Regions from separate parts of the Homo sapiens genome. Here region 2 is linked to region 1. A link is a loop called in an ENCODE intact Hi-C map of the cell type or tissue named here. Cell type or tissue: endothelial cell of umbilical vein. All regions are shown on one strand. Links, peaks and the distances in the headings refer to the core of each region. The heading gives the core; the rest is flanking DNA. Region 1 overlaps GLIS3 (GLIS family zinc finger 3). Region 2 has its middle 69 kb from the start of RFX3-DT.

What was found. Hi-C counts contacts between places; a loop is a spot of excess contacts. Peaks named below come from ENCODE experiments on the same cell type or tissue, not always from the same donor. Only the 100,000 strongest peaks of a DNase experiment are listed, where the experiment ranks them.
Region 2: it touches region 1 in a loop (11-fold over the local background); 5 of 110 quality-filtered maps call a loop at or near these places.

The regions. Positions count from the first base shown.
Region 1 is chr9:3,991,679-3,994,602 of GRCh38, reverse strand. The region is part of intron 4 of GLIS3 (GLIS family zinc finger 3); the gene reads left to right. It overlaps LOC105375964 (a long non-coding RNA gene), which reads right to left. Exons shown (of 3, transcript XR_007061399.1): 3 at 97-654. Among named protein-coding and RNA genes, the nearest start is that of GLIS3-AS1, 94 kb to the right of the region's middle. In endothelial cell of umbilical vein, for the core only: no CTCF peak of the experiment used is centred there; a DNase peak (open chromatin) is centred at 1,462.
Region 2 is chr9:3,735,448-3,738,371 of GRCh38, reverse strand. No RefSeq gene overlaps it. Among named protein-coding and RNA genes, the nearest start is that of RFX3-DT, 69 kb to the right of the region's middle. In endothelial cell of umbilical vein, for the core only: no CTCF peak of the experiment used is centred there; no DNase peak of the experiment used is centred there.

The DNA of each region.
Region 1 (2,924 bases), core at 226-2,725:
TACTTAGATCTCATTATACAGGCAAGTTATGCAAAAACTCAAAAACATATTTTAATAATTATTAGTTATGGAAATAGTTGTTTACTCTTTGTGGTGTTTTAAGCTAGGTTTGTGAGTCAGAGCTTATTTTCAGTCTCACTTTAAAGAAGACATACGCTTGCCAAATCCTGAGTGAGAAAAATGAATCCCAAATCAAGGTGTAGGTGTCAAAACTGCAGCCTCTCTTGCCAGCATTCCTTATTTGCCAAATATTTTCAACCTAAAGAGGGCAGCTGTGCCCGTTCCAGGCCATGGGCTGTACTGTGAAATGGCAATTGAAGTGGCTTTGTATTTTTCAATGTAAAGGGTAATGAGACCATAATGAGAAACTACCGGCTGCATCAGTTTCATAGATCCAACAGGTGCTTTTTTAAAAGGCAGATTTATATGATCCGAAGAGAAACCAGAGTATAAAGCAGGTGGTTCTTTGGAACAGCAGTTCTCAAAGTGTGGTCCTAGACCATGGAACTTTTAAAAAATGCAGATTCTTTGGTCCAACCCAGACCTTCTCAGTCAGCAAACTCTGAGGGTGGGACGCAGAAATCTGTGTTTTAACAAGCTCTCTGGATGACTCTGATGCGTAGTAGAGGTTAGAAATGACTGCTCCTGGGAAGCCTGGGTTAGAACAGAAAGGAAGTGAGTGTTCAGAAAAGATAAGGCAAAATTTTCTTTGTCAAAATACTTTTAAAATGTAGCACTGCAAATTATTTATAACAGAAAAAAAATGACAATTTTTGTGACACCAGCAGTAATACAACAGTAGGCCAATAGTAATCTAGCAGTAGGCCAATATTAAATGAATTATGGTATAGCCATTTGCTAAAATCATGCAATCATCAACATTATTTAATAATATTTAGTAATGAGGAAAATCTTATGATAGAATGTTTAAATGAATGTTGATATATACAAACAAATATGCTTATGATGGCATATGTAGGCATATGTGGACATTCATTAGGAACCTAGGGAATTCCTTACTTGTCCCTGGAAATACCTGAAAATGGTGTATGTTAGTTTTCCTCAGATAGTGGACTTATTGTGGATTTTTACATATACATGAAATGTACATATACATTCATACTTATACATATTTCTAAATTGTCTATATGATAAAAAGTTTATCATATTTGACTTGGTACTAATAGTATTTTATTAACAAATTTCATAAAATACTACTAATATTAACGAGAAAATAAGCTACTTTTAAAGTGGTAGTTGAATTCCACTGAATTTCAGGCTTCAGAAGATTAAAGATTACACCTGCCTCTCTGACTGCCCTCGGAACTGTCAGGGGAAGCAGCAGTACAAAGAGATCCTGATCTGACAAACAGTATGAGGCAATGGCAGAGTCAGGTATGTTGTCAGTGGGTTTTAATCTGGAATATTTTCAGGCCAGTTCATGACACTGTTGACTGGCCATGAATCTTGAAAGCTTGAGAGCTGGAGTGAGAACACAGGAAATGCAAAAACCTTTTTCCCCACCATCCTGTAGCTCAGAAAATCCCCAACATCTGGCTCACGTGTAAAGCCAGGAAAGATATGATTTACCCTGGCAGCCGGCCTTACTGAGAGCCTTAGCTGGTTGGCTCCATGTCACACAAGAAAAACACCCTATAAGGATTTGCTGAGGATTTTATTCACAAGTGGAAAATCTTCATACACCTCAAACGAAACTAAAGAAAATGTTGTATGATACCTCCTGAGGGATAAAAGTGTTTGACCTTATCAGAATTGGTCATGGTAGAGATTATTAGATGTCACACTGTCTGATCTTTTGTTTTCCACCAGCCAAATTAAAACTGGAAAAGTACTGAGAGAGGGATACCTTTACAAAGGTAGTGAAGACACTGTTAATTTTTTGTTTTTACTCTTACGATGAAAATTTTTAAAAAATTGTCAAAAGTTGAAAAAACAGTTATGTTGAATAAGTCCATCATCCAGCTTTAATACTGTTTACTCCTTAATAATGGAAATAAATACAGTTGTTCATATTGAGTTTCTGGGAATAACTGTACCAACTCTATCTCATAAACAACCATCTCCTCCTTTACGCTGAGGATTTGCTTTAGTACCTGTGTGCATTCACTGTTTATGCATGAGGAGGAAGGGAAATGCAGTTTTTTTGAACTCTTCTCAGCAGAACCTTTAACAAGGAAACACATTTCTTTATTGCCCTCATTCCCAAGAGAAGCAACTATCATTACACAGACAAGTCATTTTTATTATTTCCTTTTATTTGCTTTCTTTAGTTTTCTTTCACATTTCATATAACTGAAATGAATCACTTTTTCCCCAAAAAATTACTTCTGGAAAACATATTTTTTTACACTAAGCATTAGTCTAGGCACTGTATAAAGTGAAAATAAATGCCACTACTCCTTGTCCTCCAAATGTTACATTCTAACATCATTTGTTGTGACTGTGACAGGAACAGACAGAGCTGCCCTAAAGCAGAGTTTTAAATGGGGAATCTTATTTTCTTACTTACTCTATATTATAAAATCTGACTTCAGTTTGTCTAAAAGTAATTGGCCTTAAGATACAGTGTCTCATTTAAAAATTCAGCCTACTGGCCGGGCAGGGTGGCTCATGCCTGTAATCCCAGCACTTTGGGAGGCCGAGGCGGGCGGATCACGAAGTCAGGAGATCAAGACTGTCCTGGCCAATACGGTGAAACCCCGTCTCTACTAAAAATACAAAAAATTAGCCAGGCATGGTTGCAGGCGCCTGTAGTCCCAGCTACTCGGGAGGCTGAGGCAGGAGAATGGCATGAAGCCGGGAGGCGGAGCTTGCAGTGAGCCGAGATCCCACCACTGCACTCCAGCCTGGGCGACAGAGTGAGACTCCGTCTCAAAAAAAAAAAAAAAAAAAAAAAAATCAGC
Region 2 (2,924 bases), core at 199-2,698, 260 kb after region 1:
TTCAAATATCCTCCCCATGATCACGTAGCCAAAGACAAAAAGAAACAAAGAATGTCCTATTATTAAATCATATTATATTCTCATTTCAATGTCATTAAATTAAATAATCAGCACTTAACTCATTCTTGGCAAAAAAACCCTAATAAATAATGGATATTATAACCTAAATTACATTAAATATAAAATAAAATATGCTTTCACAATTTTAGTATCATTTTTCATGGTAAAATTCCACTCAAAACTTCCCCCTTACCATTCACTATAAAAACTTGGTCTCTGCTTTAAGTAGATTTGCTTTAAAATATTGAGGGAAACAGATATCAAGAGAGTAACGTGTTGTTTTGTATAATACCTAAATCCTGCTCAGGAGAAACTTCCAGTTACCTCCCAATATCTAGTCTTTTCTTCTCCAGTAGGAACAGAAATCTGAGTTTTAGCTGGGCCAGTGTTGTCCAGATAATAGCTACATTTCCTGGTCTTCTTTGAATTTATAGTCTGATGAGATGTAATACAAGTGTTTTGTGAGAGTTCTAGCAAAGCTACTTAAAAGTGGAGAGGTGTGCCTTTTTCTTTCCTTCCTTCTTCCTGCCATCCTGGAGTAGGCAGGAGCTCCAGCAGTCATCTTGGACCAAGAGGGGAAAACCACATACTGAGGATGGTGAAAAGGAAAAGTAGACATCTGTACCCTTGAAATCACCATGGAGTTTTCATACCAGTCCCCAAATACGTACCTTTGGATTTTGTTATATGACAAATAATTATTCTATCAAAACTCCTGTTATTTGGGGGTTTTCTGGTGTTTACAGCACAATTCTATCTCACATACCCTTTACCTTTTGCTGAAAATATATTACTAATTTTTGAAGTGCATGTTCACGCATTACTTTGGACTATTAGGGTAGGGGAAGTGGAGTAGTGACGTGTGGGGGTGGGGAAGGAAAAGTCTCAGGTTTGCTTCTAAGTAGACTTGCAAAAAGGAAGATAGTCATATTTAGTCATCTGATTTAGCTTTGAGTATAAATGTACTCAATAGGTTGCTTTTGTAGATTATTTGCATCTTATTTTGTTATCTTTAGTCCACCATGTTTGATTAAGTAAGAAGAGCCTTTGTGATTATCCAATGCAATATCTGTCTACTTCAGGAATCTTCTCTACAACACCCCTGTTGCGCCATCCACCCTCTGCTAAAAGACATTGGTAAGAAAATATTTAAGGTCTAAGACACCCAATCAATTGATAAGAAGGACTTCCTTGTGCTGATGCTGCACCTGCCTATTCAAAACTTCTGTCCACCAGGTCATGGTTCTACAGAGCTGAACTTCCTCTCAATAGCTCCTGTGGCTATTTAAGAAAACTATAATAGTATGTTGCCTAAACGTCTTCTCAGCTTTAGGCTAACCAACCCAGTTCTTTCAATTATTCTTCTTTTCAGGTAGTTCCTGGATCTCTCTATTGCTCACTGACACATTTTAGATTGTCAACAGTCTTCTTTGCTAAAACTCATTTTGTTATTCTGTGTCTCACAGAAAGCAGAGGCACATCATCTGCTATCATGACACTTTCATAATCGATGGCTATGATCTCTGCCCTCTGCAACCTTCTGTTCTCCTCACAAAACAGAAACTTACTCATTTTCCTCATAGTTCCTTAAAGCCCCTTAAAAAACACTTAATCTCTTTCAAATAGGAGGCACAGAAACACCCTCCAAAACAAAAACAAACAAGCAAACACACAATAACTTGATAGAGAGAAAAGAATTTTGAAATACATTCCAAAGTATTTAAGCCCCCCAAATTAAAATGAATTAAGACATATGCAAATAGATCATGTTCCCAATAGTTTCTCCTGAACACACACACACACACACGCACACGCGCACACACTAGCAGCAACTAGTAAAGCCTTTTGCAACTTGCGGTGTTTCCCAATCATCTAAATATAAGAAGCTATGAGCAGCTCCAGGCTGCCTTATCTCTCTCACAGATATCTGCCTCCTCTTGGTCCTGGGATTAAATCTTCTCTAGATCACTATCTCACCCTTCAGCTATTCAGTTCCCCATTGACAATGTAAATGTCACTTTGAAATAACTGTCCCTGTGACTTACTTTGAGGATGCTTGAAAAAGTAGTGCTTTTGCAGAAGTTGACGTTGGGTTATATTATTTCACATAAAACAGAATGTGGTCAGTGGGCAAATTCTGCTTCTTAAGGGTGTTCTAGTTCCTTTTAAGAAAGATTTTATGCCAAGAGAAAATAAAAAGTAACTGACCTTACCTTGGGCCACCCCTCCTTTTTTCATGATTGTAACATCCATATTATGTCAGGAGGCTAACAGGTCATAGGTAGTGGTGTTTTTTTTAACTAAAAATTAGTGTCCTCCACTGTTGTACATTTTGGCCAAATGTTTGTTCCACACTGGTGTGGAGTGGAGATTTCTGATTCTCAGAAGGCCTTGCCTAACTGTTCACCATCTTCTATCAGCTCTCACAACCCTCTCTTAATAACAAACCTTGGCCGGGCATGGTGGCTCATGCCTGTAATCCCAGCACTTTGGGAGGCCAAGGCGGGTAGATCACCTGAGGTCAGGAGTTCGAGACCAGCCTGACCAACATGGTGAAACCCCGTCTCTACTAAAAATACAAAATTAGCTGGGTGTGGTGGTGCATGCCTGTAATCCCAGCTACTCTGGAGGCTGAGGCAGGAGAATCACTTGAACCCAGGAGGTGGAGGTTGCAGTGAGCCGAGATTGCACACTCTGGCCTGGGCAACAAGAGCAAAACTCGATCTCAGGAAAAAAAAAAAAAAAAAAAAAGCCTTGGTAAACCTCTTCTTTTGTTGACACAACCATGGTCCCCATGTGTCCCATGGTATTTTTATAGCATTCCTGACAAGTCTATAAGAAAACGACCAGTAACCTTTGGAGAG